7 separate regions of the Homo sapiens genome follow, and regions 1, 2, 4, 5, 6 and 7 are each linked to region 3. A link is a loop called in an ENCODE intact Hi-C map of the cell type or tissue named here. Cell type or tissue: mammary epithelial cell. All regions are shown on one strand. Region 1 has its middle 100 kb from the start of LINC02578. Region 2 overlaps BRINP1 (BMP/retinoic acid inducible neural specific 1). Region 3 holds the start of LOC105376248 (a long non-coding RNA gene). Region 4 overlaps BRINP1 (BMP/retinoic acid inducible neural specific 1). Region 5 overlaps LOC105376244 (a long non-coding RNA gene). Region 6 has its middle 71 kb from the start of LINC02578. Region 7 has its middle 470 kb from the start of TLR4.

Evidence for each region. Hi-C counts contacts between places; a loop is a spot of excess contacts. Peaks named below come from ENCODE experiments on the same cell type or tissue, not always from the same donor. Only the 100,000 strongest peaks of a DNase experiment are listed, where the experiment ranks them.
Region 1: a loop joins it to region 3, with 6 times the contacts of the local background. A loop is called at or near these places in 4 of 110 quality-filtered maps.
Region 2: a loop joins it to region 3, with 10 times the contacts of the local background. A loop is called at or near these places in 12 of 110 quality-filtered maps.
Region 4: a loop joins it to region 3, with 16 times the contacts of the local background. A loop is called at or near these places in 12 of 110 quality-filtered maps.
Region 5: it touches region 3 in a loop (7-fold over the local background); 3 of 110 quality-filtered maps call a loop at or near these places.
Region 6: a loop joins it to region 3, with 19 times the contacts of the local background. A loop is called at or near these places in 2 of 110 quality-filtered maps.
Region 7: a loop joins it to region 3, with 12 times the contacts of the local background. A loop is called at or near these places in 3 of 110 quality-filtered maps.

What each region holds. Positions count from the first base shown.
Region 1 is chr9:118,576,219-118,580,218 of GRCh38, forward strand. No RefSeq gene overlaps it. Among named protein-coding and RNA genes, the nearest start is that of LINC02578, 100 kb to the right of the region's middle. In mammary epithelial cell, no CTCF peak of the experiment used is centred here; a DNase peak (open chromatin) is centred at 2,443; H3K27ac peaks cover 742 bases.
Region 2 is chr9:119,288,180-119,292,179 of GRCh38, forward strand. All of the region lies in intron 2 of BRINP1 (BMP/retinoic acid inducible neural specific 1), which reads right to left. Among named protein-coding and RNA genes, the nearest start is that of BRINP1, 79 kb to the right of the region's middle. In mammary epithelial cell, a CTCF peak has its summit at 1,789 (motif pointing left); no DNase peak of the experiment used is centred here.
Region 3 is chr9:118,520,610-118,524,609 of GRCh38, forward strand. It overlaps LOC105376248 (a long non-coding RNA gene), which reads right to left and starts at 2,888. Exons shown (of 3, transcript XR_930294.2): 1 at 2,545-2,888. In mammary epithelial cell, a CTCF peak has its summit at 1,647 (motif pointing right); no DNase peak of the experiment used is centred here.
Region 4 is chr9:119,363,795-119,367,794 of GRCh38, forward strand. The region is part of intron 1 of BRINP1 (BMP/retinoic acid inducible neural specific 1); the gene reads right to left. Among named protein-coding and RNA genes, the nearest start is that of BRINP1, 3.6 kb to the right of the region's middle. RefSeq lists an enhancer at 1,457-2,138. In mammary epithelial cell, a CTCF peak has its summit at 2,064 (motif pointing left); no DNase peak of the experiment used is centred here.
Region 5 is chr9:117,781,462-117,785,461 of GRCh38, forward strand. All of the region lies in intron 2 of LOC105376244 (a long non-coding RNA gene), which reads left to right. Among named protein-coding and RNA genes, the nearest start is that of TLR4, 79 kb to the left of the region's middle. In mammary epithelial cell, a CTCF peak has its summit at 1,887 (motif pointing right); DNase peaks (open chromatin) are centred at 1,640 and 1,750; H3K4me3 peaks cover 832 bases.
Region 6 is chr9:118,748,849-118,752,848 of GRCh38, forward strand. No RefSeq gene overlaps it. Among named protein-coding and RNA genes, the nearest start is that of LINC02578, 71 kb to the left of the region's middle. In mammary epithelial cell, a CTCF peak has its summit at 2,041 (motif pointing left); no DNase peak of the experiment used is centred here.
Region 7 is chr9:118,168,296-118,172,295 of GRCh38, forward strand. No RefSeq gene overlaps it. Among named protein-coding and RNA genes, the nearest start is that of TLR4, 470 kb to the left of the region's middle. In mammary epithelial cell, a CTCF peak has its summit at 1,929 (motif pointing right); a DNase peak (open chromatin) is centred at 1,946.

The DNA of each region.
Region 1 (4,000 bases), 56 kb after region 3:
AAATCAGTAGCACTTCTATATACCAATAACATTCAAGCTGAGAGCCAAATTGAGAATGCAATTCAATTTACAATGGCCACACACAAAAAAGAAAATACCTAGGAATACATCTACCAAAGGAGGTGAAAGATCTCTACAAGGAAAACTACAAAATGCTGCTGAAAGAAATCGTAGATGACACAAAGAAATAGAAAAACATTCCATGCTCATGGATTGGAAGAATCAATATTGTTAAAATGGCCATACTGCTCAGAGCAATCTACACATTCAAAGCTATTCCTATCAAACTACTGACATTTTTTTTACAGAATTTGAAAAAAAAAAAACTATTTTTAAATTCTATATGGAATCAAAAAAGAGCCTGAATAGACAAAATAATCTTAAGCAAAAAGAACTAAGCCAGAGGCATCATATTTCTCCACTCCAAACTAAGCTATAAGGCTACAGTAACAAAAACAACATAATACTAGTACAAAAACAGACACATGGATTTATAGTTGCTTCTTGACTTTATTATCTAGTCTGATAATCTAGTCAGATAATCTCTGAATCTCTGCCTGTTTACAGTTAAAAGGAGTGTTTACTCCATTTACATTTAGTGTAATTATTGATATTGCTCATAATATTTGTGTTTGGTTTTTTATTCTTTATCTTTCTTTTTATTTTCTTCCAATTACTGTGCTCCTATTCTTCATTATCTTTTCCTTCTTTCTTTCTTTTTCTTTTTTCATTTGGATTGAGTATTAGCTATTTTTCTATGCTTGCTTGTTTTTTATTTTCCCAAATAGGTGCTTTAGGGATTAAGATATTCACCCTTTAGTTTTCAGTTTTATTTTAATCAATATCAGAATATTTTATATATAATGTAAGGACCATATAACGGAATAATTGGACCTAAATTTTCTCTCAGCCTTTGTACTGTTATTGCCATATATTTTACTTCTACATATACGTCCTGCTATATGATTTTTTTCTTTTTTCTTTAAACATTCAAGTGACCTTTAAAGATTTTTTTAAAATGAAAGATAAAACATTCTCTATATTTACCCACATGTTTCACATGACCAGTGTTCTCATTCCTTCTTGATGATTCAGATTCCAAGAATGTATTATTTCCTTTTCAGCATAAGAAATTTCTTTAGCTTTACTTGTAGTGTGGATTGCTTGATGATACATTTTCTCAGATTTTGTTTATCTGAAATTATATTTTCTTTAACTCAACATTTTTACTAAAGAGAAAATATTTGGTTGAAAGTTGTGGGGCATTTTGTTTGCTGGTTTTGTTCTGTTTTTCTTTGTTTCAGTAATTTAAAACATTTTTTTGACTTTATTATGTCTGTCTCTTTCTTAATCATTGTTTCTCTTTATGTAAAGTTTCTTCTTTTTTTGCCTCTTTTACTATTTTTAAGTTTCTCTAGTTTTAAGCAGTTTCAACATGATGTGGTTAGGTCTAGTTTTCTCACTGTTTATCGCTTTTGGAATTCACTGAGATTCTTAGATATGTAAATTACTGTTTTTTGATGAACTCTGGAAAGTATTTGGCTAATATCTCTGTTAATATATAATTTTTATTCCATTTTCTCTCTCTTCTCTTTATGGGTCTCCAATTACAAATATGTTATGGTTTGATAATGACACATAGTTTATTGAGGCTTTGCTAATTTCTTTCTCTCCCCTGATTCACTTATATTCACCTTTCTTATGGAATGTGTATTTGACTTAACATGTATCTCATAATATGCTCTTTTAAAAAATTTATTATACTCATTTTTTGTGGATTGTTAAATTTATAATTATTTTTCAATTTTTTCTGCCAATTCTTGATAACATGTAATTATGATTTTATTCATTTTTTCATGATTATGACCCATATTTTCCTATTTCTTCACATGTCTAGTAAATTTCTTTAAACATTGTGATACTGTGAATGACACCAAGAAATTCTGTATTCTGCTATTTCCTTTGGAAGAATGTTGATTTTATGTTCTGGGGCATTTAAATTGCTAACATACTACCTTACATTTGTGGAGGCTTTTATTGATTTGTTTATTTATTTTAGATCAGGTCTAGTTCCATTTTGGTCTCAGTCCTAGGGTAAACCATTAATCTTGGATGTAGATTGTACTTCTAATATGTGGTCTTTCTAGGCGTCAATGAAAAACTCAATGCATTTGCCAAGGAAGGCACTCTACCTATGTGGGACTGCACTGTAATTTCTGTCTCCCTGCAATGGGCAGCCACTGAAATCTCTGCTCTACCATTATGGCATTGTACCAGTGCTTCCACTCTGGGCTTGTTGGATTCTCACCCACAAGTGCATAGTTCAGGTGTAAGTTAAAATTTGAAGAACTTTTTCCTCTTTAACTTGGTTTGGGGCTCATTTCTTGGATTTCCTCCTGGATGTCTAGTCACTGTAGCATTCTCAAACTCCAACTTATGACTCATTAGCCAATAAGACTGCAGCTTTCTGTTTGAGCTCTGGTTGCTACATGTTATGTAGACTAGTCAGTGTCCTCAGTAGTAAAAGCATGTCATTTTGGGTAGCACTTAATGCATTTGACCTTTGTCTTCATGGGTCAAATATCTTCCAAGTTTGCCTATTTTTATTTATTTTCCATGTCTGTAAGTAGTTTTTAAAAATGTATTTCGCCTGGAGTTTGCAATTATTATCAGCAGGGAGATTGGAAAATCCAAGCTACTCATTATTACAGGAAGTCATAAATAGTTATTTTATTTTTAGAAAATATTTTTAAAGAAATGACTATGTTCCAGTCTTTGGTCTATGTTCTGGAAACACATCCGAAAACTGTAGACTAGCACAGAGTGGTGGGAATGGTGAAAGTTAGATTCTAGACTTATTTTGAAGGTAGTTGTTAAAAGATTTATAACAGATAGATTGGATATGGGGGCCTAAGATAAGAGACAGAGCTTTAGTTTTGTACATGTTCATTTGAGATGTCTACCAGACTTCTAAATGTAGAGGAGTAGACATTTGCATAAACATGTATAGCTTTCAGAGGAATGTTTTAACTTGAGATATTAACATGGTAACTGTCAGTGTATAGGTGGAATGCAAAGTTCTTGGGTGGAATAAGCTCACCAAGAGAATTAATGTAGATAGAGAAGACCATAGACTACAGAGTGGGGAACTAGTGTTAAGAGACTGAAGAGAATGTGAAGCAAGCAATGAAGGAAAATGAACATCCATAAAACAGGGTATCCTGGAGACCAAATAAAGAAAAGAAGATGAAGTGCCACACTGTGTCAAACAGTGCTTATAGTTTAATAAAAGTCAAAGAGTGAGAAGTGGCAATTGGATTTAGCAATGTGGAGGTCACTAATGACCTCAGTCGGAAACATTTTTTGTGAACATGATGGAGAAAAAGAAATCTTTGTTGGGTATGTTTAAGAGAAAAGAGAAAAATTAGGGGTGGTGACTACATATAGATCTTTATAGGGTTGTTTTCTCTAATGAGGAGAATATTAATGACACAATAATCTGGGGAAGTATGATTAAGAGAATGTTAATTTATCAAAGCCACATCTATACAGCATTTCTCCTTCCATCTATATTCATGTCTGCACACACAAATATACCCACTCTCATGTTTAAACATGTTTACATGTATAAATTGGAGAAAAAATCTATGCTAAATGAGATAATCTAGTAAGGAGAGGATGATGATGATGAGGGAAAGAAAGGGGAGGAATGTTGTTTCTACATCAATTACCTTGAATAGGTAAGAAGAGATGAAGCCTGCTCCTCAAATAACATTTTTTGCCATACAAAGAAGTTCTGATTTTTCTTTCATAACAACAGAAGTAAAGGGAGGGAATATGGAACAGAAGCAGGTATGTAGGTACACATAGTGACAGGTACTGTGGAAATTCTTATCTAATTGCTTAGAATTTTATCTGCAGTGCTGGATACAAAATCAAAAGCTGCATATGAAGATGAAAAAGCAGGTTCTGAAGTTGTGAAAAGAGAATAAAAAACATA
Region 2 (4,000 bases), 770 kb after region 3:
TTTTTCTCCCTTCACCTGAAGAGATTCATTTAAGGAGGACATATAACTTCAACCTCACAGTAGCTTTCTGTAAATAATTCACTGTGAATGATGTTGTTAGTATGTGACTCTTGAAAGCCAAATATATAAATGGCAATAGTCACAACTAGGTACTTATTTTTTCTTTTTAAATTTTTTTTAACCATATCCTAAACATAGGTTTATGATGTAATGTATGCAAAATACAATGCTGGGTGATTTGGGGAGACAATGGATGACTAGACCTGGGCCTTGACCTCAGTAGCCAACAGACTCCTTGTGGTAATGAGAAAGAGTGGGAAAGAGTAGCAAAAACACAATACAGAAAGCAAAATGAGGTCTTTTCATCAGTCAATGAATTGATAAACCACCACTGGAAGCAATGGGCTTTGCTAAATCTTAAAAAAGGGCCACACGATTTAGGGGTGATATTTTTAGCAAGAGGTGGGAAAATGCTTCTTACTCAACCTCATAGCCTTAGGATATAGCAGAGTGAATGGCACATAGTAGGTGCTCACTAAAAATATCTGAATTAAATGAAAATAGGTGAATGCACCAAAGGAGAGGTTTTGTTTGTTTGTTTGTTTTTTGTTTTGTTTTGTTTTTTTTTTTAGATGGAGTTTCACTCTTGTTGCCCAGGCTGGAGTGTGATGAATGGCACAATCTTGGCTCACTGCAACCTCTGCCTCCCAGGTTCAAGCTATTCTATTCTCCTGCCTCAGCCTCCCAAGTAGCTGGGATTACAGGCATGTGCCGCCACACCTGGCTAATTTTTTATATTTAGTAGAGATGGGGTTTCACCATGTTGGTCAGGCTGATCTCGAACTCCTGACCTCAAGTGATCCACCCGCCTCGGCCTCCCAAAGTGCTGGGGTTACAGGCGTGAGCCACCACACCCGGCCCATTTAAGCCAATTCTTGAAGTCTGAGAATGTGGTTTTAAAAAGCAGAGCACGGAGATCAAGGAGAAAGAGCATTCTAAAGCAAAAGAACAGAATGAGAAAAATCACAGAGGCAGGGCAATGTGAATGAAATTCTGGAATTAAGAAGTAATTGGGTGTGGCCTTGCCAACATAAAGAAATGCAATACTCAGAAAATGACTGGAATACTAAGCTAGAGGATTGGTATTCTCTACCTGTAAGACGATGAAGAACTGGTATTCTCTACCAATGAAGACGATGGAGAAGAGGCAAAGCATGGTCTCATTTTTATTTTAGGAGATCAGTTAACTCTGGCTGTTCCGTGAAAGGAGGAGGCCTGATTAGGAAACTATTGCAATTATGGGACTGAAAGAAGCTGATGGCATGAGTTAGAGGTAGAAAATGAGAAGAAGGTAGGAAAGGTAAATTAGAAGCAATAGGGTTGATGACTCACTTGATATGCAGAAAGTGAGAAAACACATGTCTAAGATTCTTCTATTAATCTGAGAAATATCCCAAAGGATATAACCTCACACAGAACCCCAGCTACCACAGATAGCATTTTAAGCATACTGCCTGTCCCACCAGTTACTCATTCTAAGTTCTCCTCAACTCAGAAACCTAGAAGAACCCATGCATTGGTTAATAACTCATTGACCTAAGTCAGAAGGCTATGGTGTTTTGATTCTGAACTGATCACATGGATTGATACAATCCTGTCATCTTAAACCTCTTGAACATGATAATTTCTCGGAAGATGCACGACAGTCCCTAGTCCGAGTCATTATTATCTCTTGACTGGGCCAGTCTGAAAACTTACTGATTGGTCCAAGCTTACACTCTTGCTCCCCCTACTGGCTGATTCACCTGCAGTGATCCTTCAATAATTAAATCAGGAACTGGTCAAGTCTGCAGGATGAAATGCTCAAGCAAAACTTTCCATGGTAAGTAATGATAAATAATGAATACATTCAAAAGAACAACAACAATAATTTAAAGACCATGGAAAGAACCTAAAGCAGACAGAAGCCATAGGAGAGTTTATTCTTGAAAAACTGCAACTGAAAAAGGTTAAGAATTGCATGTCTATGGCTGCCTGACCTAAGGGTGCTCCCCAACCCTAAGGCAATAAACAGTGGTGAATTATGCAACCTTTCACAGGCTCAGAGCAGTGGAGAACAGGGGTCAGGAACAGACAGACATAGAGTCTGAAACATGGTAAACATTCAATAAATATTACTGGTTACTATAAAATTATTATTATTATTCTTGAGTGAACAAGAAAAATCATGAAGAATAGTGTAGTGGCTAATCTTCTGGTTTAGTCCCCTGACCAATGATTGTGCCATTACTGGGGCCAGAGAACTCAGAAAGAGAAACAAACTGGTAGGGAAGGAGAATCAGGATTCTGAGCTTTCATTAAAAAGTCTAATGGAAATGCATTTGGCAGTTAGGTGCAAAAATTCTGGAGTTTGAAGGAGAGATGAAAACTGAATATGGATATTTGGGAGTTGTTGGAATGTAGGTGATAATGGAAGAGGAGGGAGCAAGTGTGATTACCCAGGGAAAATGGAGGGAAGGGCAGCAGCATTTGATTGATATCTGGAAGAGAATCCCATATGGAAGACTTCAATAAAACATCTAGAAACAGTCACAGTGCATTATTAATCAGACTATAGGGCCTCCATTCATAGAACAGATGCCATATAAAAATTAGAAAAAGCACTGGGTGCAGTGGCTCACGCCTGTAATCCCAGCACTTTGGGAGGCCGAGGCGGGCAGATCACCTGAGGTCAGGAGTTTGAGACCATCCTGGCCAACATGGTGAAACTCCGTCTCTACCAAAAATACAAAAATTAGCTGGGCATGGTGGCAGGCACCTGTAATCCCAGCTACTTCGGAGGCTGAGGCAGGAGAAGCGCTTGAACCTGGGAGGCAGAGGTTGCAGTGAGCCGAGATCGCGCCACTGCACTCCAGCCAGGGCGACAAGAATGAACTCCATCTCAAAAAAAAAAAAAAAAAATTAGAAAAAGTTGCTCCCTCTAGGCAGACAAATTTCAGAAACAGTGCTCCTTTCAGATAGAATTATGCATCCCCATGCCAGGATAGAGCCTCCATTGTTCTTCTCCATCAAGATTCCGTTGTGCAGTAGACAAACTGTGCAACTATATTTGGCTACCCAGAAAACTAACTTTACGTGGTGAAGGGTATCTGACAAGGTCACTGAAGCCAATTTCACACTTGTGCTTACATTCTTTCTTGGGTCAGACTATGCTAATTAGAATCCCTTTGGTGACAGGACAGTGACTGCCCACTCAGTTCTATCCAGGTGTTCTCTCTGTCTTCTGACAAATCTGACTATTAAATACCTTTTCTTACTTTGAAGACTGTCTTCCAGTAACCACCACCAATTTTCTCTCTGGAGCCAGCTAATTAGAAACTTTCTGTTTCCCAGTACAGGTTCTGTACATATGTTTACAAGCTTCCTGTACATAATAGATACTGGTCCAGTGTCAGTGGCTACTTTTTCTAGTTCTCTTTGAGAAATAAGCTCCCAAGTTACTGCTGAAAATCCAGCATCCAGTTGCAGATGGATGAGGAAGCAGATGAGACGTCTGAGGATGTCTTTCACACAGCCTTGTCTCCCAGAAGTAGGTGGGTGGTACTCAGCAAAAGAATAGGATTCAAAAAAAGCAGAGAATTATAGAGTAGGCTGAAATAGAACAGCATAATAGGTACAGCCATGACCTTCTCTCTAACATCCTCCATTAGCAATAGACAAAAGAATCTCTACCCTGAAGCATGGTGAGTTGGTTGTTTTTAATAATACAACATCAGTCTTCTAATTTTAAGAAAACAATCTTAGAAAAAAAATACTTTATTCCCGGAGTCAGAAAATGACACTCAATGAGAGTTAATTTTCTGAAATCTTTGAGAAGGCAAAGAATTCACAGAACCACAGCATGTAAGAGCTAGAAAGAAGCTCAGAAAATGTTCAGCCCTAATATCTATTTTAGAGATGGGAAAGCAAAGGCCCACAAAGGTCACTGGACTTGACCAAG
Region 3 (4,000 bases):
CCTTTCCTTATTGGCATAACAAACAAACAAACCAAACAAAAAAACACATAAAACCTGATACCTTTCTCACAGCATTTTGGCAGTGGTTAAGACAATGACTATGAGGAATGATTTCAAATGACCAATAAATTAACCTCTTTGGGTTGCTATATCTGATAAAGACAGTGTGGAGGCATAGGCATAGTGCTTTTTTAGAACTGAGCCAGGTAACTGAGCCATAGCCTCAGTTCCCATGCTGATAATTATGTAACTGCAGACAAGTCTCTAAGGTTTCATCTAAAAAATTGGAAGATTGAACTATAGGATCTCTAGGCTTCCCTCTGCTCCACAATAGTCTATATCTGCCATGAGTTTCTTACAGCAACTACCAGGTCTGTCGATCAGCACCTCACTTGCTTGTCCCTTGATCCAGCAGTTCTTTTGTTGGGAGAAATCTTGAGAAATGTGTTTTCATTTCAGGATTCCATCATGACCAATGCCCAGCACTGTGGCAGATGAAGAGTAAAGGTTTCCGTAAATGAATAACTACTCTAGGCCAGGACAATTGTAAATATAGTGTTAGAATCTGGACCATAAAACACACTTTGAAAGTGATATGGTTTGGATGCATGTCCCTTACAAATCTCATGTTGAAATGTAATCCCCAGTGTTGGAGGTGGAGCATGGTGGGAGGTGTTTGGATCATGGTGGTAGATCCCTCATGAATGGCTTGGTGCCCTGCCCGTGGTAATAAGTGAATTGTTACTCTTTTAGTTCACAAGAGATCTGCTTGTTAAAGGGGACTAGTGCCTCTCCCCTCTCTCTTGCTCCCTCTCTTGCCATGTGATACACCGGTTCCCCTTTTGCCTTCTGTCATGATTTTGTACTTCCTGAGGCCTCACCAGAAGCAGATGCTGGCACTATGCTTCTTCTACAGCCTACAGAACCATGAGCCAAATAAGCCTTTTCTCTTTATAAACTATCTAGTCTTCGGTATTCCTTTATAGCAATGCAAAATTGACTAACACAGAAAGTATTCAATTTTGTAAAGGATTCAATGATTTTCAATGAAAAGAACTTCATCCTGGGATTCTGGAGACCTAGATTCTAGTTCTGAGTCTAACAATAGCCTGCTATGTATGGAATATCAAATTTTTATCCCTTCTCTTGGCCTCTGTTTCTTATCTGTAAATGTAATAACTAAAGAATGCATGGGTTTTATCTCTAGTCAAATCCAAAATATTGATGGTAAAAAAACATTAGTGGTCATGTTAGAAGGATTGAGAGCAAGTCTAGGATCAGCAAAAACATATAGCATGATTGATTAGACATGCTCTTTATGTGCGCAGAAAATGACAACGGTAATATATACAAAAGTTATGTATTCACTGTTTTTGGACTAGATAAACGTTGAGGCAACTGCTAACATTTTATCATGCTATGAATGAGCAAAATCCCTCTTAGAGAGAGGGTCCCTTAGACCTAGAATATCAGAAAGCAAATACTAACCGGCCAATTTCCAAGCCAAAATCTAAGAGCAAGCCAGAAATAAATAATAAGGTCCTGAGACCCAAAGAGAAACATTTGCTAGGCTATGTGGAAGACCTGGCGGTAGAGGGTTAAGAGTTTCGAGCCTGAGCAGTCTGTAGTGTATGTCAGCCAAAAGGGGGCAGTAGAGGCCAGGCTCAGCAAAGTGGATCAGATGAACTAAGCAGGCCCCTCTGCTGCTGCTCTCTGCTGTAGATGCCAGCTTCCAGGTGACCACAGAGGGGAAATGCCTGATGCTTAAATGACAAAGCAGAAGTGGTTTTAGCCAAGGTGCACTTGTACCATGTGGAGAGGAAACTATGACTTTTCATTTGCTTTTAAACCATTCCCCCCTCACCATCTTGAACTTTCTGACCTGAACCAGCAAATTCACCCTAAGCGAGAACAGCAAATTGCACATCACTTGCTGACCTGGGAGGGCTGGACCAGAGCACCTGGCTATTTTCATGCAACCCCTGCCAGTGTTTATTTCTGCCTCTTGGAGTAAGGCTTGTTAGGAAGGAAAATTAACTCATCAGCTACTATTAGCAGGGCCTAAGGACTGCCAGGTTTTTCTGGGAAATGGCAAACCTCTCACTGCCCTTCCCAGAAAGGCCTTCCTCCTGCCAGGAGGCTGTTTAATCAGAACCACAAACAATCGTGAATAAAGGGAAGGTAGTCATATTAAGCAGCACCTGTCCTGTAGGGAACGCAATGATTGCAGAGGAAAAACACAGAGTGAAGCCTGCTTGCATCTCCCTGGGGTGTAGAGACTGACTTCCTCCCACAGCGTGAGTATAAGCTGCTCTCTGTTTTCCCGATGACCTCTCTCTGATGCTAATCTTGATCCTGTTGCCCACCCGTTTAGTGGTGATATATTCAGCCTACATTACATAATTATGGTTATATATAGTTATTTGCAATACAGCGTACATTTATTTTAGCGATGAGTATTAAACGTCTTCTCCTCCCATCATACCACTCCCTCCAAGGCTACATTGGTAACCTTCTAATTGATTTTTCTGTTTCAATTCTTACCTCTTTCAATCCATGCACTACAAAAACAGCCAGCGTGATTTTTGAAAAACAAGCTTGTGTTACTAACTCTCTTGGAAATTTTGTATAGTTTCCCATAGCATTTAAAATAAGTTTTCAACTTCTCACCATGACCTACCAGGTCCTACTTGACCTGTAACCTACCCGCTCTTCCACTCCATCTCATGACACTATTCCCCATACACATTTGCCCCATCTTTCTTTTAAATCTTAGAAAATATGAGATGTCATATTGACTGACTGTACATGCAGAAGCAGAAATGTTCTTTCATGTATTTCTTTTTAAGAGCAATATTGTATTTTTCCAGAAGCCCCTCCAACAGTTATTTTCTTATGGTCTTCTTGGCTAAAACTAAGTAAAAGGCCACATGTAAACCAATCACTATTAAGAGAAATGGAACCATACTGACTTAGATTCATTGTGATTCAATCCCCATGGTGACAATGAGTATAGCATTTTCTGAAGCACATTTAAGAATCTTAAAGTAAGGGAATGGCTGTTACATATGAAACCAATAATATCTCTGCAATTAAAAAAAATAGGATTTAGCCAGGACATAGAACTTAATGAAGGTAATTGTACACATAAAGACTAGTTTGTGAAAAAGCACAGGTATTGGGAAATGTCAAGTCTAATTAGAGTATTTAAAATATCCCATTTAACTAGAATGTAGGGTGTGATAGGAAAGACAAGTAGATGATTGGAAATATCAGTTGGAAAATAATTATAGAGTCTCTGATGTCAAGCAATCATTTTTGAATGAATTAGAAAACTTTGGAAAATAAGTGACCAATTTGAAGTTTTAAATATTTTATATATCAAAAGCCTGACTCCCCAATAATTGAACTCCTTAAAGACATGTACAATCTCTTCTCCTAAAATAATAATTTTGCAGAAACTTTCATACATTCTTATATTTAGATAACCCTAAAAATCCACCAAAAAACTGTTAAAAATAATAAATTTCACAATTGCAAGATATAAAAGCAATGCAAAAATCAGTTGTGCTTGTAAATGCTAGCATTAACCAACAAAATAGAAAATAATCCCATTTATATTGGCAATCAAAGGAATAAAATATTCAAAAATAAACTTAACTGAAGAGGCAAAATACTTGTACACTGGAAACCACAAAACATTCCTTAAAAAAGAAAAAGATACAAATAAATGGAAAGACCTCTTCTGTTAATGGATTAGGAGACATAATATTGTTAAACTGTCTATAATATCCAAGTTATCTACAGATTCAATGCAATCCTTTTCAAATGTCCAGTGGCAGTTTTTGCAGAAATAGAAAGGCCATCCCCAAATTCATATAAAATCTAAAGGGACCCTGAATAGTCCAAGTAATCTTAAGGAAAAAACAACAATTCCTGATTTCAAAACATACCACAAAGAAATAGTAATCGAGATGGTGTGGCATAAAGACAGACATAT
Region 4 (4,000 bases), 840 kb after region 3:
AAATAAAATTAAATATTCAGTTCATCAGCAACACTGGCCACATTTCAAGTGTTCAGCAATCATACATGGTTAGTGGCTACCATATTGGACAGCACAAAAAACATGTCCATCATCACAGACAGTTCTATTTGACAGCTCTCGTCTACAGCAATGTTTGGCAAACAGTAGGCACCCAATAAATATTTGTTGAATAAATCCTCACTCAATTTCAGGTCATCCCTCCCTTTTTTTTTTTTTTTTTTTTGGTGGCATCGAAGCCCTAAAAGTGAGGTAAACTAGACAATTTCCCTAGGACAGTATTCAGGGTGCCAAGAGGCCTCCAAGCAGATGCTACAGAAGACAGGGCTGTGAAGACAATCCCCTCTATTCAGAAAGAAAACTGTTGTGAAATAATTATGTTTTCATAATATTCGAAGAACTGAAAACTGGAAGAGAATTGCACTTGTGTGATTTCAGAGACATATGGATAGAAGGATGATTTAGGGGCAAAGTAAGAAAATATTCCAACAAAGCTCTTCAAATATGACATAGGCTGGTTTGTGCGGTAATGAACTTGCTATCACTAAAAGTACTAAAACTGAGACTGAATGGTCATGTATTATTGGCATTACAAAAAGGACTCGTCATTCCTGAAAACAGAAAAGTTTGGTCATTGAGAAACCTTCAGAGGTTTTCTTTGATCCAGTGACTCATGACACCTTCATACCATCAATTTCAAAGAGCTCATAATAACTCCCAGCTATTCCTAGCACCTATTGAACAACCCGATGTTGCCAACCATTCATAATAGTTACCATTAACTCAGTGGTCCAGTGAAAAGAGCAGAGATGACGTAAGAAGGAAGACAGTTTCAAATTCTAGCTGTGATGGTTGTGTGACCTTGATCAAGGAGTCTAACCAACCTGGGCTTCACTTTCCTCTTCTGTAAAAGGGGCTGTATCTGTCCCACTGGGTGGAAAGAACGACTACATGAGAGAACAAAACTAAAGACCCTGGAACACAGGAAGTCAATATTCACTTCCAGGTAGGGTCTAATTTTCATCTGTCTATATTATCATTGGAATCCCCATATTCTTGGTATAGGCAAAAATGCCGTAACGGCATTGCTTTAAATGAACATGAAGCAATTGTTAGCTAGAAAGTGTGAGAGACAGAGAGAGAGATGACAGTTGCTATTGAGATGCAACAGGAAATGCAAGGGCAAACATTTATAAAGCAACTACTCTGTGTCAGTCCCTGGAATACAAAGATGCTCCTGAGACCATACTGAAGAGGGTAAGATAGACCTATACCCCCAGCGCTATAAAGCAGGGCAAACAGAGACACAAACTAAAATAGAGTTTCAGATAAAATGGTACAGAAAAATCAGGTGATAAAGAGATTAATTCCAAAATAAGATCTTGAGAAGACTTCTTGGAAGGGTCATTTGAGCTAGATGTTGAAATATGGGTGGAATTTTGTTAAAAGTCGTGGCTGAATGTGGGAGATGGTGGAAAGAATAATAAAGATAATCTTTGCAGAAGGGAGCACAACTGGAAAAATTATTTGAAGAATGACATTTAAGGACCTGTCTTCTTCACATGACCTCCATCTTGTCTTTAACATGGTTACCAGTAGTTCAGCAGCCAATTTGTTAAGCTTTGTATTTCAGCAAGGGAAAAGCAGGAAAAGACGGGTAGGGTATGTCTAACCTTAATGGCCCATTCAAGTGATAATGTACTGGTGATTTCCTCTAAGGAATTGGGAGGGGAAAAGAGACAGGTTGCAAATCAAAAAATGTCTCCTTGCACAACTGAAGGGGCCTTTGGGCAAAGACCTTTTCAGAAAAATAGAGGACTTTATGATCCATAACATAAACTCTTGCAAGCACTAAGAAAGAGATGTTGAATTCGAACCTATCAGGGGAGGGTGTTTTTACAATTCTTGCCTGTACCAGCGGCAAAGATACTCATTGCAGCCTGAGCTGGGTCGTCTAAACTCAACGGGGGCCCAAGAGCTGATTTGGCATCTCTGAGCTGTTTCTCCTTGGTTGAAATGGAGTCACAGCTCCCCCTTCTGGGAGCTAAAGTGCCATCTAGCCCCGGAAAATCCTGCATGGAAAAGGCTCTATTGCAGATGGGCCTAAAACCCCCATGTTTTTCAGTATCTGCCTGCACCCCGAAACAGGCATCTAGAAGTCTAAGAGCACGCTTTTGAGTGAACTCGATTCTGACTTCTCCAGGGTCTCTCTTTCACAGGGCTTTACATTTCTCCTTCCCTGGAGTTTATGGGTCCTACTCTTCACATGGGAGATGCTTTATATGGGAGAACACAATTTGGTGTGGAGGTTCTCTTTTTTGGAAATGTAGCAAGCAGGAAAGGTTTCTGGATCTTTGTGTGCACATGTGTGTATAAGCACACCTATGCATGTGTGCTTGCATATGCTTCTGTGCCTGTAATATGTATTAATGTCTAGGGGTGAGATTCTAATTAATATAAAGAAATTAATTTGCCTGAAGTATTTGCACTGGTAGATGGGTGTACATTTTGCTCTCTGGAAACCAGTGCATTCCTTAATAAAAATCTTAGATACAGACCAGACACTTTGCTGGGTTCTGCCTACCAGTCACACTCAGTACTGGGTCCTTGCTTGTCGGTAATTCCCTAAAGACATTGGAGAAGGAATCTATGTTCTCTCTCTGTCTCTCTCTCAGTCCTCCCCCCACCACCGTGTGTGTGTGTGTGTGTGTGTGTGTGTGTGTGTGTGTGTGTGTGTGTGTGTGTGTGTCTTTCGGGAATAGTGATTGAGGCATTGGATCTTTTCTCTTCAGGGCCATGTTTCCAGATAGAAAAACCCTGAAATGCATCTCTGAAAATGTGAAGTTTGATGAGGGAAGACAAGCGATTGTCTTGGTAGGGGTCATGGTGGCAGGTTGGCAAGATAGGGGTGGGAGCAATATACAGTCCTAGAGTGTATATTGCTGGGAGGAGTGGAAAGGGTATTGATCTAGCTGATTGATAAGCCTAGATTCTAGTCCTGGGCATGCCACTAACCCACTACTGAATGTTGGGGAATTCTCATTCCCTCTTTAGGCCACAGAGTCCTGCCTTTCTGCTCTTTAATATTCCTTCCAGTTTCGATCGTCTGTGAATTAGGAAAGAGAGAAAATGAGGCAGTTCCCAAAAATGGGTCTCCTCCTTGGCCCTAGTACCCCCTACCCAAGATAATCCAGGGAGCTCTGCCCTGACATGAGTTTCCTGAAGGAGATTCTCTGTGGCTATGTGAAGGCTTCAGCCTGAGGTATCAGCCTCTGGACAGAGAATGGTATGTCTGCAAGTGCCTGCAGGTAGAACCCACCCACTAGGGCAGGTTCCTACAAATACATGTTTGCTTTTATCTCTCCCCAGAATATGAACACATGTGTGTGTGTGTGTGTGTGTGTGATTGATATATATATATATATATATATCTTCCTAGAATATATGTGTACATTTTTTAGGCCAAATATATTTCTACTTTTTTCCCCTAAGAGGGCTTTTCAGCGGCCCCTCCGTGCTGAGCTAGACAAGAGGCTGTGTCCCAGCGTCACAGCCCTTGTCTTCTCCTAGCCTCCCTGCCTGAGAGCAGAACGGCTGCCGCTTACCTTGAGAAAGTAACAGCTGCCGAGTCTGGAAGCCATGCTAACAGCAGTAAAACTCAGCATTTTTGCTGAGTAGGGCAAGCCTTTAAGAGGCAGCTGGGAATCAAATCAATGGCTGGCCCCAGAGCCCAAGCCCAACAGTACCAAGCCAGGGTGGCCAAGGGACCTACCTAAAGAGCCTCCCAGGAGATGGAGGAAAGAAGAAAGAGGGCCTTGACCCAAACTACCTTCCTGGCTGAGATTCCTCCACCGCCCCCCTGCCCTTGGCAGTATTTTGGAGCCAAGTGAGAGACGCGAGGTGCAAACCGACAGCAGTTTAAGTCAATTACTGCCACATTCTGTCATGGGTTCCACACTCACAGCCCCTTTTCAAATTGTAG
Region 5 (4,000 bases), 740 kb before region 3:
CAGATACTGCCTTCTTCCTGAATTTCTTTCTAATTTGAGAGATTTGACATTTTCATCCCCAATTTGATATTCGGCAGGCTCCTAATTCTTTATGTTTTAATATTTTTGGTCCTTTATAGGAATCAGCACTTAAAGGCAAAAAGTGAACAAATAATGAAGCTTCCGTTATGTCTTAAATGAGTCCTGTAATGTAATAAAATGCATTTTAATGTTTCCCCTTCCTTCCTTTCTTCCTGTCTTTTGTATTTTCTCTCTAGCTTCCATGTTTGAATTGTTTCTTCCCACTCTTTCTGCTTTCAGAAAATAAAAACAAAAACTTAGTGTCTACTGCATTGAAAACAAGGTGTTAAGCATTGTGAGAAATCAAATCTTGATGATGACATAATCTTTGCCTTCAGAGAAACCCACTAATGTACAATTTATGGACACAATTTATGAGAACAATATATGTTCTCATAAATTAAACAGCAGAACAAATTGGAAAGATGTCAGGGAAAGTAGTGAGTAACAGAGTGACAGAATCTTGATATGTTACAACTTAGAGAGACCCTAGAATATCATGAGATGACTCCATCATCACCTTTATGGAGAAACTCGAGCCCAGGGAAGTAAAGAGTTTAGTCCAAGGTCTCCTTATGACCTAACCTGTGCTTTTGATTTATATTCCTGATGGTTTTGCACCTGAAAGGCAGATTTAAACCTTGCTACTTACTGGCTATGAATGTACCTAACCTCTCTGAAGCTCAGTTTTTTAATCCAGAAAACAAGCCTTTGCAGGATGCTTGTGACAGTGGAATCATGTATGCAGTTCACCTGGCCTGGTAGTGTTTGGTACACACCATTTCATGCTACCCCTAAGCTGCATTCTCCTTTGGAGAGCCACAGGCACTAGCGTAAATCATATGCTTTCCATAAGCAAGCATACGCCCTCCCTCCTGTGAACCCAGACGGATGGAGATACACTTTGGGGATGTTGTCTGGGTATTTGTCTCAAATGCTAATGATAGCTCCCTTTGGCAGAAAAACAAACTCAGGCCAGTGGGGTTCTTAGAGTATTAGTCCTAGGAGCCAAAGAATCGATCCATCAACAGGACCTGCTGAGCAGGCACCTCATACGCAGAGCAGCTCAGGCACAGATGTCCGAAGCACTGCCCTCTCACAGGGAGCCCTGGAACCATAACTTCCAGAACTCCCTTCTCCAATCTAGAACTCGCCGCAGAGATTTCCAATACTCACCTCCTCCCCACTTCTAGTTCCCACCAGGTATAAATTTTAAAATCCTATACCTCAGAAAGAAAAAAAAAAAGCCAAATATTACACAAAACTGTGGAAGAAATCTAACTTTCTAGAACCCTGGAAAATGCTTTATTTTTACTTGTAAGAACTTTCTGTGCAAAGAGCTAACCACCCTGCCTATTCAGTTAAGGCTAATCACCTGCTTGTTAAATTATCTTAGGACAATGAGAGGAACATGTGGCAAGTCTCTCTGTGAAAAAACAAAAACAAAAAAAATTCCACTGATGAGTGGGTGAGGTTGTGCAACAGAAGCTGAGTCAGTGACACAGATCAAGATGCAGGAACCAGGAATTCAAGATGCAGGGAACCAGTCTATTCAAGAATAGACTGAGACACAGATGACAGCAGAGAGAACGAAGTCTAAAACTGAAACTGAAAGAGGAAAGAGGTGATGAGAAAGATGTTGAGACGAGGGTGTGGGGGAAAAGATACAAGTGGCACAGAAAGACGGTGAGAAAACACAGCCAGAGTATTAGATCACATAAGAGGAAAACATAATGAGAGGCGGAAGAACTAGCACAGACAACCAACACAGAGCCTGCAACCAGGGAAACCTGTGTTTCTTGCAGTTAGCAGCCAGCAGCCTGCAGTCAGCAGCAGGGGGCATCAGAACTCCACGGATAGTAAAAGATGCCAGGGAGCCAGTATAAGGAGAGAGGAAGTGAGAAAGAAATAAAGAGAGAAAGAAAAGGGATAAGAAACCTTCCTCTTAACTTTGAGATTAGAAGGAAGAGAGAGCCGCGCTATTCCTCGGGGTCCTGCATTTAGTGGTAAGCCAATTCCCCCAGACATCTTCCTGCTGACAGTGAAGGTATGTAAGTGGCTGTAGAAAGTAACACTGAAGGCTTTCTCAAAGAGACTGAGTCCAAGGGCGATGGCCTGGGCTTAAGCCAGCTGACTAACACTTAGGCATTCTGTTAGGCAGAACTCAGGTGCAAATAGCATATCTCCCTGAATGTAGTTTATCCAAGCATTTTCCTCTACTTCACCGCCTCCCAAAAAAGAATTATTAGGAGTATACTAGGATATTGCATAGATAAGGAAGTGATGGAAAAGTAAGCCTTGAGGAAAAAAGACCAAAGGATTTATGTTAAAAGACTTTTGTTTTTGTTTTTGTCCATTTCCCTCATCCATGCTCTGCCAGTCTTATTCTCCTAGCCCTCTCTATGCAGCAATCATTTCATTTGGTGTCACTTCCTCAATCATTTACCAGAGATCAAGAACTCACTTTCAATTTCAGTTTAAAACCAAAATCCAGATGAGGTTTCTGATTGGCTCAGCTTGGACCATGTGCTCACACCTTGGGTCAAAGTCACCGGAAGAGTGACATAGTCTGATTGGCCCAGTACTCTGAAGCCACACCCACACTTGTGCAGGCTTGGAGATTGGGGAGCAGCACACCTGAGGGTGTAAGGATCTGTTGTTGACTGAAGGAGATATTAGAATCATGATCCCTGAAGCCACACCAATTTAGGGCTACTAAGTTCATCTTGAATAAATGAGTTGCCTGAGTTGCTCTGAGCTTGTTTTTCTCTTCTATCGAAAGGCATTACTTACACCTGCTTTGTCCACCTCCAGGAGTTGTTATGGGGCTCTGATTAGAATATAGAGCAAATCACAGAGCCTCCTGCTAACAGGTGTGCAGACAAGCGCTAAGATGAAATGGGCCAAATACGAGAGTCAGGAAACTTGTGTGCTGGTTTTACCTGTGACATAAACCAGCAGTATGAATTTGGGTAAGTTCCTTATCTCTCTGGATTTAAATATCTTTAACTTAAAATTTGGGGATTTGACTGGGTCTGTTAATGTCTTTGTAGTCATTAGACCGCTTTAAGAGACTGAGGAAAGCTAGGTACTTTTACTGCCCTCCTCAATGTCCGGAAGTTCGTAATTTCCCTACAAGTCTACCTCCAGATATCAGGATAAGAACTCCTGGTTTAGATCATCTTCAAGGTGATATCCGACTCTTCAACTGATTGAAAAGAGGGGCTGCATTCTCAGTTGGAAAAGACAATTCTGTGTATCAAGCAGATGTGCGTCTTTCTTTGGTTTAAATCTCTTTCCCAGAAATATCATGCATGTTTCTCATTATCTCCTTCCTCTGGACTACTTCTCTTTTCTTCTTTTTTTCCCTCTACCACCTCATCATTCCTCCGCTACGGGTAGTCAAGTATGGATGTGATTGAAGTTGGGTTTCCATCTGTGTTAGCGGCAGGAAGTGTTACTATCATGGAAATAGTTGGGACATATATCATCTCTTATCTGCACCTCCAAGAACTTAAATGATTTCTTTCCCCCAACCAAAATAAATCAAAGGAGAGGAATCTTAATTATAGTCACCAGGTGGTGAATTTAATACATCCACATGAGTCTCTGTGCTGGCAGTGTTGTCAGATGAGCTTGTCTCTCCAGGCAGGAGGATAATGGGATTGTGAGAGTCTGGAGAGGAAGAACTCTGGGGATTATAACAGCAGCTCCCTGGTGGCAAGGAAACAGCCAGGCAAGTTCTGTTAAATATAAAGGCCAGGGAAACATTGCCTCATGTCAGGGTGTCAGGGTTGTCTCCACTCATGCTCTATCGTGAATGGTTTCAGCAAGGGATTCATAGGAGCTTCTCACATAGGCATTGCCCACCCAAGTCTGAGATGGGGGCTACACATCAATAATTTCCCCCCATCTATCAGTTTGAAGCAGTGGACAAAGC
Region 6 (4,000 bases), 230 kb after region 3:
AGCAGGAGCAGCATGGATCTAAGAGGGATCTCCTCAGAGGGATATTTCCCCCATGGGACAAAGGTGAGCAGGAGGACCCCAGTCCTCACCACTGACACAATACTTGGAGCCTTCACCACTGGTGACCTCCACAGTCTTTATCAATGCTAAGCCCAACTAAGAAAGCTGCCCAGATGGAGTCCACACTGTCCACTTGTCCCAGAGAAGGAGACAATGCTATGCTTTTGCATTGTACCTTTTCCTGAGTAGCCACTGCACTTCACCATTTCTGGGCCCTTGTTACCACTGCACTCTGTTGCCTGGGGCCTGGGATGCCACAGTACCCCACCATCTTTGTGAGTTGCTGTTGCTCTATGTCCCCATGGTCAAGCTGCTGCCAAAAAGCTGTATTCCTAGGGCTCAATTTATTGCTGCATCCTACATCTTGAGACCTGGGTTTTTGCTGTGGGCCGACATTTCGGGGCCTTGCTGCCAGGGCATTCTGTACCCCAGGAATTAAGCTGATGTGGCACCCCACCTTTCCAGGGACCTTTAGCATTCAAGCCACAGCTGCAGCCTATTTCTCCAGCACAAATTTCTGAGGCAGGCCACAGAGTCATAGACTCTGGCTCTCTGGGTGTTCTGCACAGGTCCACAACTCAGTGAGTAGACCTGCTCCCAAGGATGCAGGTGTCACAGTATTTCCTTAAGTCCCTGAGCCCAGATGCACAGGCACTCTAAAAGTTTGTGTCCTGGAGCTTCCTGGAGACCACACTGCTGCTTCCCACGCTAAACCAGAGTCACTGCATTGCACCCAACCAGTGACCTTGCAATCACCAGCAGCTGAGAGTCTTTTCCCACTGAAGCCAGCTTGTAAGTTCTGAAAAAAGTAACTGCTCCATTAAATGCACAAACATAAACACAAGAGCACAGGAAACATGAAGAAACAAGGGAATATGACATCACCAAAAGAACAATAATTATCAGTAATTATCCAATAAATGAACATAAAGAAATAGAGATCTACGAATTTTATAAAAAGGAATTCAAGGCCGGGAGTGGTGGCTGAGGCTTGTAATCCCAGCACTTTGGGAGGCCGAGGTGGGCAGATCACGAGGTCAGGAGATCGAGATCATCCTGGCTAACACGGCGAAACCCCATCTCTACTAAAAATACAAAAAATTAGCCGGGTGTGGTGGCGGGTGCCTGTAGTCCCAGCTACTTGGGAGGCTGAGGCAGGAGAATGGCGTGGACCCAGGAGGTGGAGCTTGCAGTGAGCTGAGATCATGCCACTGCACTCCAGCCTGGGCGACAGAGCGAGACTCCATCTCAAAAAAAAAAAAAAGGAATTCAAAATAATTATGTTAAGCAAACTCAGCAAGATGCAAGAAAATGCAGATAGACAATTCAACGAAATAAGAAAAGCAATGCATGAAGAAAATTAGAAATTCAGCAAAGAGAAATCATGAAAAAGAACCAAGAAAAAATCCTGGAACTGAAGAATGAATGAATAAAATTAAAAATGCAATAGCGAGCTTCAACAGCAGCCTTGATCAAATGAAAGAATCTGAAAATGTGAATACAAGTCTTTTAGAATTATTCAGTCAGAGGAGGATAAAAAGAACAAAAAGAGTGAAGAAAGGCTGTGGGACTTACGGGACACAAGCAAACCAATAGATAAATTATGAAAATATATGGAAATTAAACACACTCTTGACAGCCAATGGGTCAAAGATGAAATCAAAAGGGAATTAAAAATAGTTTGAGGCAAACAATAATGGAAACACAATGTACAAAAACTTATAAGATGCAACAAAAGCAAGGGAAGCTTATAGTGATAAACATCCATATTAAGATAAATAAAATATTGCAAATAAATAACCTAACTTTATAGTTCAAGAAACTAGATAAAGGAAAACTATGGCTAAAGTTAGCAGAATGAAGGGAATACCAACAATCAGAGCATAAATGAAACAGATGAAGGAACACCACAGAGCAAAAGAGCCAAATAGAATCCTCCAGTGATTGCACCCTCTGCTGGAACACCAAATTGAACAACTATTCATACAAGAAAGCACCTCTGTAAGAACTAAAAATCTAGTGAGTGATCACAGTACCTGATTTTAGCATCCTATCAAGAAAAGAGGCATTAAGGTGGTTAGAAAAGACAGTCTTGAATTGCCAACATCAACACTCCCTCATCCTCTGGCAACAGCCACATGGCATGGAGAGAGAATCTATGTTCTTGAGAGAGGGACAGCACAGTGATTGTGGGGCTTTGCGTTGGAACTAGATGTTACCCGTCACAGTGGAAAGCTGTACTGGGCAGAATTCAACCTGTGCCCACTAAGGTAGCATTAAGCCAGCCCTAGCCAGAGGGGAAATGTCCCTCCCAGCGGTCAGAACCTGAGTTCTGGCTAGCTGCACTACCATGGGCTAAACAATCTGGGGTCCGAAATACACTTGGAAGGCAATCTAGGCCACAAAGACTGAAATTCCTGGGCAAATCCTAGTACTTTGCTGGGCTCAGAGCCAGTAGGCTTGGCGTGTATGAGACCTAGTGAGATATTTTCTGCTGGAGGAGAGGGAAGAATAAAAAAGAATTTTTCTTGCAATGTGGATACCAGCTCAGCCACGTAGAATAGGACATTAGTCAGAGTCCTAAGTCCCACATTCAAGGATCTAGCTCCTAGATGACATTTCTAGACACATCCTAAGCCAGAAGTGAACCCACTTTCTTGAAAGGAAGGACCTAGTTCTGGCAGGATTTATCACCACTGACTAAAAAGCACTTTGGCCTTGAATAAACACCAGCAGTAGCCAGACAATTTTTGCCATGGACTTTGGGTGAGACTATGCCGTGCTGGCTTCAGCATGACCCAGCACATTCCCAGCTGTAGTGGCCATAGTGAGAGACTCCTTATCCTTGAGGAAAGCAAAGGAAAGATTGGGAAGAACTTTGTTTTACAGCTTGGGTGCCAGGTCAGCTGCAGTAAAATAGAGCACCAAGTAGATTCCTGAGGCTCCTCACTCCAGGCCCTGCCTCCCAGACCAGGAGAAGAGCTCACCATCCTAAAGGGAAGGACACAAGTCTGTCTGGATTTACCACCTGTTGAGCAAAGAGCCCTTAGGCCTTGGATGAACATCAGCAGTAGCCAGGCAGTGGTCACAACAGACCTTGGGTGGGACCCAGTACTATACTGGCTTCATGTCTGACGCGGCCCAGTCTCAGTGGTTGTGACCACAAGGGTGCTTGTGTTACCCGTGCTCCAGCTCCAAACAGCTCAGCATGGAGATAGAGCCTTTGTTTGTTTGAGAAAAAGTAATAGAAGAGAATAAGAGTCTCTGCCTGGTAATCCAGGGAACCCTCCCAGATGTTATCTAAGACCACCAAGGGAGTACCTTTACAAGTTGGCAGAAGTTACAGTGTTACTGGGCTTGGGGTGCCTTGTAATGCAGATATGGCTGCAGTGACCAAAGTTTTAGATCACAATACTCAGTTCCCTTTGAATATTTGGAAAACCTTCTTAAGGATGAGTAGCAACAAGCACAGATTGTGAATGCTACAATAAATACCTAATTCTTCAGTGCTCAGACACTGATGAACATCCATCAGCATCAAGACCATTCAGGAAAACATGACCTCACCAAACAAACTAAATAAGTCACCAGTGACCAATGCTGGAATGATAGAGATATGAGACCTTCCAGACCAAGAATTTAAAATAACCATTTTGAGAAAGCTCAACAAAATTCATGACAACACAAATAAGGAATTTCGGATCCTATCAGACAAATTTAACAAAGAAATTGGAATGATTTCAAAAAATCAAGCAGAAATTCTGAAGCTGAAAAATTAACTTGACATACTGAAGAATGCATCAGAGTCTCTCAAAAGCAGACTTGATTAAGAAGAAAGAATTAGTGAGCTTGAAAACAAGCTATTTGAAAATACAGTCAGAAGAGATAAAAGGAAAATCATAAATATGCCATGAAAAAATTGTTAGAACTAGTAAACAAA
Region 7 (4,000 bases), 350 kb before region 3:
TCTTAATTTAAATATCTATCTACTTATATAATATTTACTTTATACTTAGAGCATTTTGTGTTCTGTTTAAGGAATTTTAATACACAAAGTCATAAACATATTCTCCTATGATATCTTCTAGAAGTATTATTGTCCTACTTTTCACAATTGAAGATGCAATCCAGCTTAAAATAATTTTGTATGGTACAATATAGAGATCACATTCTTTAAATTCTTTAAATTGACCCACCCAGCACCATTTACTAAAACACTATCTTTTTCCTACCAAACTTCTTTTTCACCTTTTCCTCAAAAGAAGTGACAATGTATATTCAACCAATATCATTTGAGCACTTAACTCTGATCTGTTTCTGTACTGAATCCCAGTTATAGAGAGAAAATATTTATTGAGTACATACTCTTGAGTCCTGTACTGGAAATATGCCAGAAGTCATCTTTTCTCTTTTAGTCATTCCCTATCCTAATTGGGGACACGGATAATAAATAAGTAAATAAGTAAACCATCAAATAAATAATTTTAGCATATAATGAGTGGGAAATTAAAGGAATAAAAGTAAAAGGAGAAGAAAAAAGATGATGTGGTAGAGAATTGGAGGAGGTGGAGGAAGGGTTCCTTGAAAGGTGCCATTTAAACAGATACCCAAAGGAACGTGCCAGCACTTTAAGAAAATACTTTTTCCAATATAAGAAAAATAAACCGTGCATTTGCTGAGGTATCACCCAGGCTGGCTTACTGTGGGAATGTCAGGAAACCAGGATGGCAAGATAGTGGAAATGGTGCTGAAGATGGCATAAAAAAAAGAATTGAGAGTCAATTGTGGGATTACCTAGTCCATGGCACATAGTAAGAGGTTTCCGTTTTCTCCTAAGGCTGTAATGAAAAACCTGGAGAGTGTTAAGAGAAAAATGTTATAATCGCTTTGCATGGTTGTACAGAAAACATCTTAAGTGTGAGAGGTGCATCAGTGTAAAAGAAGTGAGGATTTTGCCCTGATGGTCTCCAAGAATCATGTAATAGATTAGAGTAAGGACAGTGCAAGGGGTCAAGCTCTGATGCTCTCATCCTCCATTTGCCCAATTGAAAGTTTTGTTTTCTGCTTAGTAAAGAATCTTACTTTTCCTGTCCCTAAGGAACTTAAGCATTTTCAGTCCTTTCTAACGAATGACCCAGTAGTGCATTCTATATGATGCTACTGTCTCTCTATTTAACTACTCCGTATGCCTGAGTTCTGATTGCTTAATTAATTTACTAACTGTGAAAGAAAGAATAACTTTCATCACTGTCTTCTTCGGGATAGAAGGCAAAAGAAGTTCTAACAAAAAGAACAAAAAGATGAAATTATTGATTTTAATTCTGGCATTTAAAAACCATGAAATCTCTAGAACATTCAGGTGACACTCTGTGAAGAAATGGAATCCTGGGTTTTACACCCTGAACTTGTCAAAGCATTATATAGAGTTTCTGGAGAACAGTGTGCTTGGTGTTAATAACCAGGGCCACTTGGGATTGGTGTTTTGTCCCTGCCGTTTGCTCTAGGTGACCTTGGGATGTATCTCCCTTGGCCTCACTGTTTTTATCCATAGAATTAGGCATGATCCTTTTATCAGAGACTGCTATTCAGGGTGAATTTGAGGATGGAATGAGCTATTTCCCATATAAATTGTGAGCATTATTTCAATGGAAAGAAATTGTTAATACATTCAGGATTATTTGATCCAATAGCAGCCTCCTGTCCACTGATCTCCACCACTGCTATCAGAGATGTCACTTTGTGCTCATCCATAGTGGGGAGCTCAGAGTTTACTTAATTCCCTGGGGAATAGCAATTAAACCATGTTAAAGACTTTCTTTTAAACAAGTTGCTTTAGTGTCAGCCATCCGGAGCTGTGACTATGAGGACAATAGCCTTGTCTCACAGGCCACTAGATGGTGCCAGAATTCCTTTCTGGCTCTCCTTCCTCCCCATCCCTGCAATTCCCACCCATTCTGCTTTTGCATCTGCGCAGGCTCCACTGGGGTGGTGATGAATTTGTTTGCTGGGGAAAACGTTACTCCCTCAGGAATCTTTGGGACAGAAAATGCCTCCTTGTTTTGGAGACTGTGGAACTTTCTCTTTCTTCGGCCTTGCTTTGATTTACCTCCCCAAAGCTTCCCACTCTCCCAAAACTCGACTCTTCCAAAAATTTAGAAGAAAAAAAAATGAGAACATTGGTGTATGGGGGTTTTCACATCTCTGGGAGCCTTAGTCCTGAGGCAAAATCATACAGCACTTCTGTTTGTATACATGATGCATGATGCATGCCAAGCTGCTCCTAATGAAGATATTATCTGCCTGCCTCTTCCTATCCCTAAGCACCAGGAGAGACTTCTCCCATATTGTCACTGTTTCCTTTCCAGGTGGCCAGAGAAACCCTTCCCAGGATTTTCTCCCTGTGGGATCTGTAGTCATTAGTTAGGCCAAGTGACTCTTCTCCAAAGAGCAAATCCATTCTTCAAGCAGCTCATCCAAGCCAGCTTTCCCTCTCACTAGTAACACGAGATCTCTTTTGCTCTCTCTCATTCAACCACCACAAGATCACAACATTTCACAGATGGCAGGGACAAGGGAGCTTTGCATATCCTCCAGTCCAATGGCTCTTAAACTTTAGCATCAGGATCACCTGGAAGATTTGTTACAACACAGATTGCTGGACCTCACCCCAGAGTTTCTGGTGCAGTAGGTCTGGAGTACAGCCTGAGAATTTGCAGGTCTCCTGCTGATACTGATGCTGTTGCTCCAAGGACCACATCAAGAACCACTCCAATCCTATTGTTTCACAAGTCTGGAAACTGAGGTTCAGTGAAATTAAATGATTGTTCAAGGTCACAAGGCAAATTGAAATTAGATAGGAGTAGGAATTCAGGAGCCTTTTAAGCAAAAGCTTTTAATGTCCTCATTCAAATGGGGCTGCTTGAAAATGTTCTTTCTACTCTTTATGGAGAAAGGATTTGTTGAGCAAATTTACAGATGAAATCAGATTGTAGAAGAATTGTTTAATCTGTAATCACTTAAAATAGAGTTCTATTTTTTTTCAGTTTAAATTAAAGCATGAACTACGAGGAACCTGTATCTAAGTAAAGGGACTGACCTTTCAGTGTTACCACTACAGTAATGCTCTTTCTAATGCCCATTGTACTTAGGCAGAATTTCAGGGAAAATTGTTCTACTGTTTGACTCTTTCAGTGATTCATCCTCAACATTTACCCTATACTACCTTCATCTAAAACAAGAATTCTTCCTTGTAATATCTTGAACATGCTTCATTTTTTTCTTTTCCTTCCTTCCTTCCATCCTTCCTCCCTCCCTCCCTCCCTCCCTCCCTCCTTCCTTCCTTCCTTCCTTCCTTTCTTCCTTCCTTCCTCTTCCTTTCTTCCTTTCTTTTGAGACAGGTTCTCACTGTGTTGCTGAGGCTAGTCTCAAACTCATGGGCTCAAGGGATCCTCCTGCCTCAGACTCCTTAGTAGCCGGGACTACAAGCGTGTGTCGCCGCGCTCAGCTGCATTTCCTAATAAAACAAATGGAAATGGAGTAATTTAAGGTTCACTTAAAGGGGTTTATGATAATAACTTTCTCCAAAAGCTCGGTGAACCCAGCGTTTGTGGTAAGTGCATGTTTCAGGGGTGTGTGTGTGTGTGCGCGCGTGTGTGTGTAGTTATATCAATAATAACAGTTATAGTTATGGATTTATTTATACTTATACCTTATATTTGGGCCAATGGGTACTGGTTCTCAAGTAGTTCTAATAATAATATAAAGTTCCATTTCAAATGCACTGTCTAAACAATGGGGGTCAAATAAATAAAATATTATCAAATAAACAATAGGAGATGGTTTGCAAATGACAACAAACTCAATCAGCTAATATTTGAATGAGGAAGCTTTGGTAAATACTATGCCAATGACTGAAATAATTCAATTCTGCAACTGCAGCAAGTATATTTTAATTTTTGAAGATGTCC